2 separate regions of the Homo sapiens genome follow, and region 1 is linked to region 2. The links are chromatin contacts, found by Hi-C or POLR2A ChIA-PET in ENCODE. All regions are on one chromosome and are shown on one strand. Each heading gives the region's core, a stretch centred on a gene start or an enhancer-like site at or near the end of the contact. The rest is flanking DNA. Distances are from core to core; before and after follow the strand shown. Region 1 overlaps VGLL4 (vestigial like family member 4). Region 2 overlaps ATG7 (autophagy related 7).

Region 1 (5,155 bases), core at 2,583-5,082, 330 kb after region 2:
CAATATTTTAATGTAAGCAAATGCACACACACAAAGAACTTTGCAAAGAATGGAATGAATGGAGCAACAATATTCTCCACATTAAGTCTCCAACTTTTATAATAGCTTTATTGACATATAATTCACATGCCATATAATTCACCCATTAAAGTGTCTGACTCAATGTGTTTATAATTGTGGGGCTGTGCAACAATCACCATGATCTAATTTTAGGACATTTCTTCACCCCGAAAAGAAACCCATACCCATTAGCAGTCACTCCCCATATTCTCCTCTCTCCAATGCCTAGCAACCACTAACCTACTTTCTGTCTCTATAGACTTGCCGATTCCAGACATCTCATATAAACTCAATCATATAATGATTTGGTGTCTTTTGTGTCTGGTTCTTTCACTCATAATGTTTTAAAAGTTCATCCATGTTGTAACGTATGTCAGTACTATATTTCTTCATATTGCCAAATAATATTTCATCGTATGGAGAAACCGCATTTTATCCATTCATCAGCTGATGGGTATTTGGATTGCTTCTACTTTTTGGCTATTATAAATAATACTTCTATGGACATTTGTGGACAGATTTTTACAGGGATGTTTTCAATTCTCCAGTATGTACCTAGGAGTAGAATTGCTGGGTCAAATGGTAACTCTATGTTTAACATTTCGAGCAACTGCAAAACTGTTTCCAAAACAGCTACACCATTTTACATTCCCACCAGCAACGTATGAGGCATTCCAATTTCTCCACATCCTCACCAACACTTGTTATTGTCTTTTTTATTTCAACCATCCATAGTAGGCAGACCTCACTGTGGTTTTGATTTTCATTTTCCTAATGATGTTGAGCATATTTTTCTGCAATTCTTGGCCATTTATCTTCTTTGGAGAATTGTCTATTCAAATCCTTTGCCCATTTTTAAATAAGATTATCTGCCTTTGTACTGTTGAGATGTAAGAGTTCTATACATCTCAATACAGGTCCCTTCTCAGACACATGATTTATAAAAATATTTTCCCATTCTATGAGTTGTCTTTTCCTTCAAATCTATTATTATAGTTACCTACAGCCTTCAGAGGTACCAACAAGAAACCTTTACAAAAACCTAACCTTCATCTTACATCTTTTACAAAGCTTACGAATTTGATTACAAATGTTCTTCTAAATGCCATTATCTTCCCATCCGGTTTCTTGATAAGCCAGCCTATGCTGAAGCCCCAGCCATTGCTAGATACCCACCACCGATAGCTGGGTAGCAAACTCCTGGATAATAAATAACAGTGATATTTACCACTGACATTCTGGCATTTCAGAAATTCAATCTGTCTTCCCAATGCCTTATTTTAATGGTTTTTACAAAAAAAAAAAAATCATACTATTACTAGATGGCAGAACCTAATGTGTGTTTGGCCAGCCTATTTTCTTTAAAGCCATGCTGACAATGATTGTTAAAACTGCTCCCATGCTAGAATGCTCCTCAATTGTTTCCGTCTTGACACAAGGTCAATGGGGACTAGAGTAATGAAGAAATAAAGCAAAACTGAAACATTTTAATTTGGGGTCTACAAGACTATATTAACTTCTAGCAAATTAAATGGATGAGTGGTTTGCAGCCACTGACATTTATATTTCACGATTAGTTCTCTAGGCCCCTTATTCTCTCTGCGCCATTAACCTTTAGGGTGTAGCTCTTTGTCAGTCTCACTTCAATTATGCTTTCGAGGGATTATAGAATTAGCAATTCCAGTTTTGATGGCACGAGCTCTGTCAAATCAGAGAGACAGATGTGAGCTCATGTAACTGAGAGGCTTCCATCTGTTGGACTGAGAACTGAAACCTGGAAAGGCTCTTGTATTTCCTTTCTTACGCTTCCTTGGGCTGTTCCAGCTTGGAATTACCCATTTACTTACATACTTGGTATTTGAGCAAATATCTTAAATAGCTGAGGTAGCAACCTTTCTTGCCAAAGGTGGATGGCTACTCACCATCCACCTTTTAGTTATGGATTCCAATGCTGGTGACAGAGGAGAAAGTGATGTCACCTCATACATATCCAAATCCTAGCATCCACAGGAACCCACACAGAATCAAAGCCCCTCACTAAGTTAACAGGTCATCCACTGGGATCACATCAAGGCTCTGTCGACTGGCTGGAAGGAACAGAAGGAAGAGCCCATGGAACAGAAGCAGCAAAGGATTTTATTTTCAGCAGAGTGAAAATTAGGTGTTGTATACTAAAGAGAAATTAGTCATCCTTTGGTATATATACTCAGGGGATTGGTTCCAGGAATCCCACCAATGGCAAAATCCACACATACCCAAGTCTCAAAGTCCACTCTGCAGAGCCCGCTTATAGGAGAAGCTGGGCCTCTACACACATGGGTTTCACATCCTGCAATATTTTCTGTCTGCAATTGGTTGAAAAAAAATCCTGAGTCGAAGTGGACCCTCGAAGTTCAGATGGTATTGTTCAAGGGTCAGCTGTGTATTCTTTCTGTCAGGGTTTTCTGTAAGTTGGGAATGCTGAAAATTTCTACAACTGTCTAGGTCTAACTGTCTGCAGGTGACAAATGTATTTCTGAAAATTAGATAGTAAATTAAACCTGATCGTGATTTAAAGGCTCTGCTGAGCTCATATGTAAAGCAAAAGTGGTTCTCAGTTTAATTTCACCAATCTGTGAAAATTTTCTTTTTTTTTTTTTGAGTCAGGATCTCTGTCACCTAGGTTGGAGTGCAGTGGTGCCATCATAATTCATTGCAGCCTCAACCTCCCAGGCTCAAGTGATCCTCCCACCTCAACCTCCCGAGCAGCTGGGACTACAAGTGCCCTCCACCACGCTTGGTTAATTTTTTGTATTTTTTGTAGAGATGGGGTTTTACCATGTTGCCCAGGCTGGTCTCGAACTCCTGGGCTCAAGTGATCCTCCCACCTCTGTCTCCCAAAGTGCTGGGATTACAGGCATGAGCCACAGCACCGGGGCAAATTTTCCTTATTGTTTTTCATCCAGCCACTCCTATTTCATGTCTAGTACAATGCTTTCCAAAGTGAGTTCCTGGATGACCTACGTCAGAATCACCTAAAAGACTTATTTAAAACACATATTCCTAGGTCTGGCTCCAGTCCTAATAAAAAGTTGTCCAGGGACCCCCACGATATGTCATTTTAGCGTGCCCCAAGAGGTGTCTCTTCTCATGCCTCTTCCACTTTCACAACTGATCAATACCAAGATCAGCCAACACCACATCAGACATTTCTAAGGACGTGTCAGCAGTGACGTGGCACATGGGAGAACTGATGATGTATCTCAGTACTCACATCCACTCAGGAAATGCCTGATGAACGAGTTTCAGAAAGCAAGATTTAGGCCGTCCTGGTTACCTCCTGCCAGCACTAACACGTGAAACAGCTCAAGACCAGCTTTAGGAGGGCTCACCTCTATTTTCAAATAATGACGTCTTTCTCTAATTTTTTTTTTAATGTTTGCCTCTTGAGAGATCAGGGACTTCATTAAGTAACCCTCCCATGCCTCAGTTTCCCCATATGGAAAATAGCTATACTATCTGCTGCCTTCTATTCCTATAAGGCATACAGTCATATACTTCCTATTTGTCTTTTGCACAACAAAACAACTCATTCCCCAAAAGCTTTGAATTAGGCTTGCAAACATAGTCCTTAACTACCAAACTGTAAATTTCTCAAAGTCTAGAAAAATGAGAGGGGCAAGGAAAGAAACAAAAAGAAACTTAGGCTTAACTGTACCAGCTAGTCTCAACTTGATCCGAAGGAACACTGCTAGCATTCTCTCAGCTAGCTTCTCACGATTACATTTAAAACCACCACAAAGCCACCACGATCACGCTCTGAGAGGCCGCCGCAGGTAAACAGAGGGATAGGGTAGGAACAGCCCAGCATAACTGACAATGCTCTTTAGGGGATCTGCAGATCTGCCTTCTCAAACATCTCATTTCACTTCATGAATATTTACAAAATATTTGCAAAAGAAGAACTAAGGCAATGAACATGTCCAGAAAGAACCACATGCTAACTTCTAAAGGTTTCTCTCTCCAAAAATTCAGTAGTGCCAGAGGCCTGTTCTTTTGTCCCAGGTTGTTTTTCAAGTGCTACCTCATGACAGAATGGATCACTCATAATAACTAGATGTTAGCATCTGTGTCACATAATTCATCTCTGGCAGTCCACTTCTTTTAAATCCTAATAGTAGGCCTCCTAAATAGGATTGCTAGCATTTGGCATCTCATTTGCCTCTATGACAACAAAACTCTAGAAGACGTAGTTTATAATACATTATGGTTTCAGCTGAATGACATTTGGTTCTAAGGTCTTTGAAAGTACAAGTTTGAAAATGCCAAATTTTATCTATATCCATATCTATAGCTCCATCTGAAATTAGACAGATTACCAAACAGAAAATGTCACTCAGATTCTAAAAATAAACCATGCTATTGCTCCAGACAGGTTACACCAGAGGGTTAGGACCATGACATTTTGCTGGGGTTCAAGTGCAAATCAGCAAACAAAATGGCATGTTTTTCTCTTCCTTTTTCACAGCTAAAGATTAGTGAAGGCAGCATTGTAGTCTGTGTAACTGCTCAACCCAACCTTTATCCAGGAGCTAGTATTGCTTCTTTAAAAACATTTTTTTTTTTTGTAAATAAAATGTGGTACAGCCATACAAGGAACTACTACTCAGCAATAAAAAGGAATGAAGTAACAAAAGACCAAATATTGTATTATTCCATTTATATGAAATGCCCAGAATAAGCAGATCTATATAGACAGAAAGTAGATCTGTGGCTGCCAGGGACCAGCAGGACGGGGGAATGGAGAGTGAAACGGGTCAAGGTTTCTTCCGGGAGTGATGAAAATGTTCTAAACTTTGATCCCAGTGATAACTGTACAACTCTGTGAATATATTAAATACCATTAAATTGTATAATTTAAACGAATGAATGGCATGGTGTACGAATTATATCTCAGCAAAGCTGTTAAAAATCTTAACTTAAAGAAACTATCATCTTTTAAAAGCTATAGCAGAAAGAGAGCCAGCACTGGAGAGAGTAAATATGGTGGCTTTTCACCTTTCCAAGAATCTCAATGAGCCCTGGGCATTGCAAAAATTAGTCAAGCAACTGTCAC
Region 2 (4,971 bases), core at 1,063-3,562:
ATTTTAAAACTTTTTTTGTAGAAATGGGGTCTCACCATGTTGCCCAGGCTCGTCTCAAACTCCTGGGCTCAAGCGATCCTCCTGCCTCAGCCTCCCAAAGAGTTAGGATTATGGGCATGGACCACTGCACTGGGCCTTTTTTTTCTCTCTCTGTAAAAGTAGTTTATTTGTTCTGTTTACAAAGTACAGGGAAGGAATAAGGGCAATACCTGGAACCCCTTTGGTCGCACATCTTCCCAGTCTATGCTTCTATAAATAACGTTTGTACAACAGCAAACTCATATTGTCCCCATGTGTTTTCTCACATCCTGGTAGCTGCAGTCTATAGTATAGACCGGGTAGGAAATAGATGCCTGATTCACAGGGTAGGGCTCCCCTCCAATTAGTGTTCCAGCTCACTTTTGCTAATATTGAAACAGAAGTAACTAGTTGTTCTTAAAAACTCTCTCATGAACAAGTAGGTCATAAGCAAATTATGTCTGCACAACTCCTAGAATTGTTTCAAATAACTTTATAGAAAGGCAGTGACTAAGGCCCTTTCCTCTTTCCCATCTTTCTAAGTCCTAGGCTGCCTTCATTCAGCACCTGGACTGCCGCCTGGGTCCCCCACATCCCAGCGCGGTGATGGAGGAGGGGCAGGCCAGGCCAAGCATGAGGAATAAGCTGTCTTTACTGGGCTCAGACCAGGAGCCCATGGTCTTGAGGAACTCTGTATTTATCAGTTTTCTTCTCCACGTTCTCTTCCACCTGTTTCTGCAGCCTCATGGCCTGTTTTTACTTTTGGTAGTGGATCTTGGCCTTCTCCTTCCTCTTCTCCTCCAGGTAGCTGTCACTGCCTGGTACTTCCAGCCAACCTCATGAACCAGCCACCCCCAGGTAGGCAGACTTTATTTTAGGCTTCAGACGCACAACCTTGAAGGCACCAGGAACCACTATCTGCAATTAATATACAAAATGTCTGTTATCTTCTTTTTTTTTGAGATAGAGTTTCACCCTTGTCGCCCAGGCTGGAGTGCAATGGTGCGATCTCAGCTCACTGCAACCTCTGCCTCCCGGGTTCAAGCAGTTCTCCTGCCTCAGCCTCCTGAGTAGCTGGGATTATAGGCATGCACCACCATGCCCGGCTAATTTTTGTATTTTTAGTGGAGACGGGGTTTCGCCATGTTGGTCAGGCTGGTCTTGACCTCCTTACCAAGTGATCCACCCACCTCAGCCTCCAAAGTGCTGGGATTACAGGCGTGAGTCACTTCACCCGGCCATGTCTGTTATCTTTTAAGTAGTCATCCTTAGTCGCTTTTACCCAGCTACCGAAGTGCTGTAGAATAGAGTTTTCTTTTTTGTCTTTGTGATTCTCTGGCACTGGTAAAATTCCATCTTGATGTCCTTAGCAGGTCATCAAAATTATGATGAAAACAAGTTACATTTGTCCTTGAAGAGAAAGTTGTGGATGACTGACATATGTAGGGACTTGATGATCTGTCACACAGAGGATTTTAGATGAAATCCTTTTGTACCACTGTCTGCAACTGTGTTGATTTCCTTCCACATTGGATGATAGCTCTGGCCAGGGCCTTTTTGTTTTGACTGTTGGAGAGGAGGTTAGCTTGTGAATAATTGGTTATTTTTTAGCATGTGTGAGGCTGATGGGCAGTAGAAAGTTCCTGAAAAGAAGTTTCTTCCTTCAAGGCAGTGTAATATAGTGACGAGAACAGGGGCTTTGAAGCTAGCAGACCCGGGTTATCATCTCAGCTCTACCACTTCCTGTGTGACTCTGGGCAAGTTACTTAAGCTCCCAGTGTCTCAGTTTTCTCTTCAGTAAAGTAGGCATAATCTTACCACTGGGGTTGTCAAGGGAATAACATGTAAACTGTTTAGTGTAGTGCTTGGTACAGAATGAGCATTTAATAAGAACAGTTACTAATATGACATTACTACTGCTGTTATTTAAATAGTTTTTAACAGTATTATCAAAACAGCAAGCACAGTTCATGGTGGTAAATGCCCTAATGGAAGTGTTCATCTGTCACCATTGAGAAGGGAACTGTTAATATCCACTGACTGTTACTGACAGCTTCATAAGGACCTTGTGAGATGAGAAGTACTTTTCCTGGTAGAGAGGGGAAAGGTTTCCTAGGAACATCAGCCATGCAGAAGATCAGGAAACTAGCAGGCTAAGGCTGCAGCACCTTATTCTCTGTGTAGTAAGGCCAGTAAGCTTTCGTTTGTTTGTTTAAACAAGGGAGCCACCTGTGCAGATCATTCCTGGTGGCAGTTTGTCACCTTGTTTGGAGGAGATGGGCCAAAGGCAGTGACCCGTGAGTATATCACTGCAAGAGCCGAGGTGTGAGATGATGGAGCCTGGCACGTAGCAGTGGGAATGGAGAGAAGGCAGGCAGACCTAGACAGGAAGCATGAAGTTGCATGAGGAGCATGGGCTTCAGAGTGGCGTGAATCTGGAAGCTGAATCCTGGTTCCCCTACTTTCCTAGCTGTATAGCCTTGTGTGAATTTATTTTTTTCTTTCTTTCTTTCTTTTTTTTTTTTTTTTGGAGACAGAGTCTCGCTCTGTTGCCCAGGCTGGAGTGCAGTGGCACGATCTCCATCTTGGCTCACTGCAACCTCCGCCTCCTGGGTTCAAACAATTCTCCTGCGTCAGCCTCCCAAATAGCTGGGATTACAGGCGTGCACCACCACACCTGGGTAATTTTTGTATTTTTAGTAGAGATGGGGTTTCACCATGTTTGTCAGGCTGGTCTCGAGCTCTTGACCTCAGGTGATCTGCCCGCCTTGGCCTCCCAAAGTGCTAGGATTACAGGCGTGAGCCACCACACCCAGCCTCCTTGTGTGAATTTCTTACTTCTTGGAACCTCAGTTTCTTCCTCTATAAAATTGGAGCTATTCCTTAGGGCTTCTGAGAGAATTGAATTCCCACCACACCCAGCCTCCTTGTGTGAATTTCTTACTTCTTGGAACCTCAGTTTCTTCCTCTATAAAATTGGAGCTATTCCTTAGGGCTTCTGAGAGAATTGAATTCACACCACACCCAGCCTCCTTGTGTGAATTTCTTACTTCTTGGAACCTCAGTTTCTTCCTCTATAAAATTGGAGCTATTCCTTAGGGCTTCTGAGAGAATTGAATTCAATTGAACAACCCTTGCTGCTGTGCCTAGTTTTGGTCTGTGTTCAGTAACTGTTAACCTTCATCTCATTCCAGAGGACTGTTTAAGGTTGAGCTTCTAGGAATTAGTGCTTTATTGCGTTGAGAGAGAGAAAAATTGAAGATGACTTTGAAATTTCTTCCTTGAATTAAGGTGATACTATTAAGCAAACTAGGAAATACAGAGAAAGGGGCAGAATTTAGGGAAAATATATGTTGAATTTTGGATTTGTTGAATTTGAGATTCTGAGGAATCTAAGTCCTGGCTTTAAAGGACACTTAAATATATGTTTAGAGGTTAGAGCTAGAAGTACAGTCCTGAGATTCATTGGCATACAGACAGAACTTGTTGTAGAAAGTGAATGATTTGGCCGGGTGTGGTGGCTCACGCCTGTAATCCCAGCACTTTAGGAGGCCAAGGCGAGCAGATTGCTTGAGGTCAGGAGTTTGAGACCAGCCTGTCTAACATGGTGAAACCCCATCTCTCCCAAAAATATAAAAAATTAGCCGGGTGCGGTGGTGCATGCCTGTAATCCCAGCTACTCAAGAGGCTGAGGCAGGAGAATCACTTGAACCCGGGAGGTGAAAGTTGAAGTGAGCCGAGATCGTGCCACTACACTCCAGCCTGGATGACAGAATGAGACTCTGTCTCAAAAAAAAAAAAAAAAAGAAAGAAAGTGAATGACTGGCCGGGCGGGGTGGCTCACATCTGTAATCCCAGCACTTTGGTACATCAAGGCAGGCGGATCACTTGAGGTCAGGAGTTTGAGACTAGCCTGACCAATGTAGCGAAACCTGTCTCTACTAAAAAATACAAAACATTAGGGCCAGGCATGGTGGCTCACGCCTGTAATCCCAGCTACTTGGGAGTCTGAGGCAGGAGAATCACGTGAACCCAGGAGGCAGAGGTTTCAGTGAGCCGAGATCATGCCACTGCACTCCAGCCTGGGCAACAGAGCAAGACTCCGTATCGAGAGAAAAAAAAAAACATTAGCCGGGCATGGTGACACACACCTGTAGTCCCAGCTACTTGGGAGGCTGAGGCAGGAGAATCGCTTGAACCTGGGAGGCCGAGGTTGCTGTGAGCTGAAATTGCACCATTGCACTCCAGCCTGGGCGACAGAGCAGGACTCCGTCTCAAAAAAAAAAAAAAAAAGAAAAAGAAAGAAAGAAAATGAATGACTGAGGAGAGGGCTGAGCATGGAAGCCTTCAAAAACCAACAGTAGAAGAAAACGCTAGCTGCATTGTAGAGGAAAAGAGGGAAAGGGAGAGATTAGAGGCCCAGGAAACAACAGGAGGCTGTGAGAGTGTTTCTACACGTGTGCCTCAAATCCTCAAATCACCTGTTTTCTTTTTATTTTATTTTATTTTTTTTTGAAATGGAGTTTTGCTCTTGTTGCCCAGGCTGGAGTGCAACTGCAACCTCCGCCTCCCAGGTTCAAGAGATTCTCGTGCCTCAGCCTCCCAAGTAGCTGGGATTACAGGTGCACTCCACTACACCCGGCTAATTTTTTTTTATTTTTAGTAGAGATGGGGGTTTCACCATATTGGCTAGGCTGGTCCTGAACTCCTAACCTCAGGCGATCCCCCGCTTTGGCCTCCCAAAGTACTAGGATTACAGGCGTGAGCCACTGAGCCTGGCCAAATCACCTGTTTTCCATTGGGCAAAATTATAAAAATTCTTTCAAACAATTAAAAGCCAAAAAATATTTAATAGGAGTTGAGGGTGCATTCAAATACATTTGAGGTGATTTTGAGGTGGGGCCTCCAAAAATAAGTGCCAGTGACCTAGGCTTCAAAATAGCACCAAACCTA

Evidence for each region. A loop is a pair of places that touch in the nucleus more often than their neighbours do. ChIA-PET counts read pairs that join two places held with the same protein, here RNA polymerase II (POLR2A). Pooled maps may share reads with other maps.
Region 1: a loop to region 2 is called in a map of naive thymus-derived CD4-positive, alpha-beta T cell, with 9 times the contacts of the local background. The contact joins two enhancer-like sites. A Hi-C loop is called at or near these places in 1 of 168 maps with a recorded cell type or tissue (naive thymus-derived CD4-positive, alpha-beta T cell) and 10 of 50 pooled maps. POLR2A ChIA-PET finds 5 or more read pairs at or near these places in 3 of 52 experiments (activated CD4-positive, alpha-beta T cell, activated T-cell and activated naive CD4-positive, alpha-beta T cell).

Annotation. Positions count from the first base shown.
Region 1 is chr3:11,621,064-11,626,218 of GRCh38, forward strand. All of the region lies in intron 1 of VGLL4 (vestigial like family member 4), which reads right to left. Among named protein-coding and RNA genes, the nearest start is that of VGLL4, 20 kb to the right of the region's middle. RefSeq lists an enhancer at 3,393-3,442. Within about 2 kb of position 3,833, at least 4 of the 41 ENCODE cell types and tissues checked have a DNase peak (open chromatin) inside an H3K27ac peak, as active enhancers do.
Region 2 is chr3:11,289,724-11,294,694 of GRCh38, forward strand. The region is part of intron 3 of ATG7 (autophagy related 7); the gene reads left to right. It also overlaps the pseudogene RPL13AP27. Among named protein-coding and RNA genes, the nearest start is that of ATG7, 20 kb to the left of the region's middle. RefSeq lists enhancers at 1-54, 1,559-1,688 and a silencer at 314-363. Within about 2 kb of position 2,313, at least 2 of the 41 ENCODE cell types and tissues checked have a DNase peak (open chromatin) inside an H3K27ac peak, as active enhancers do.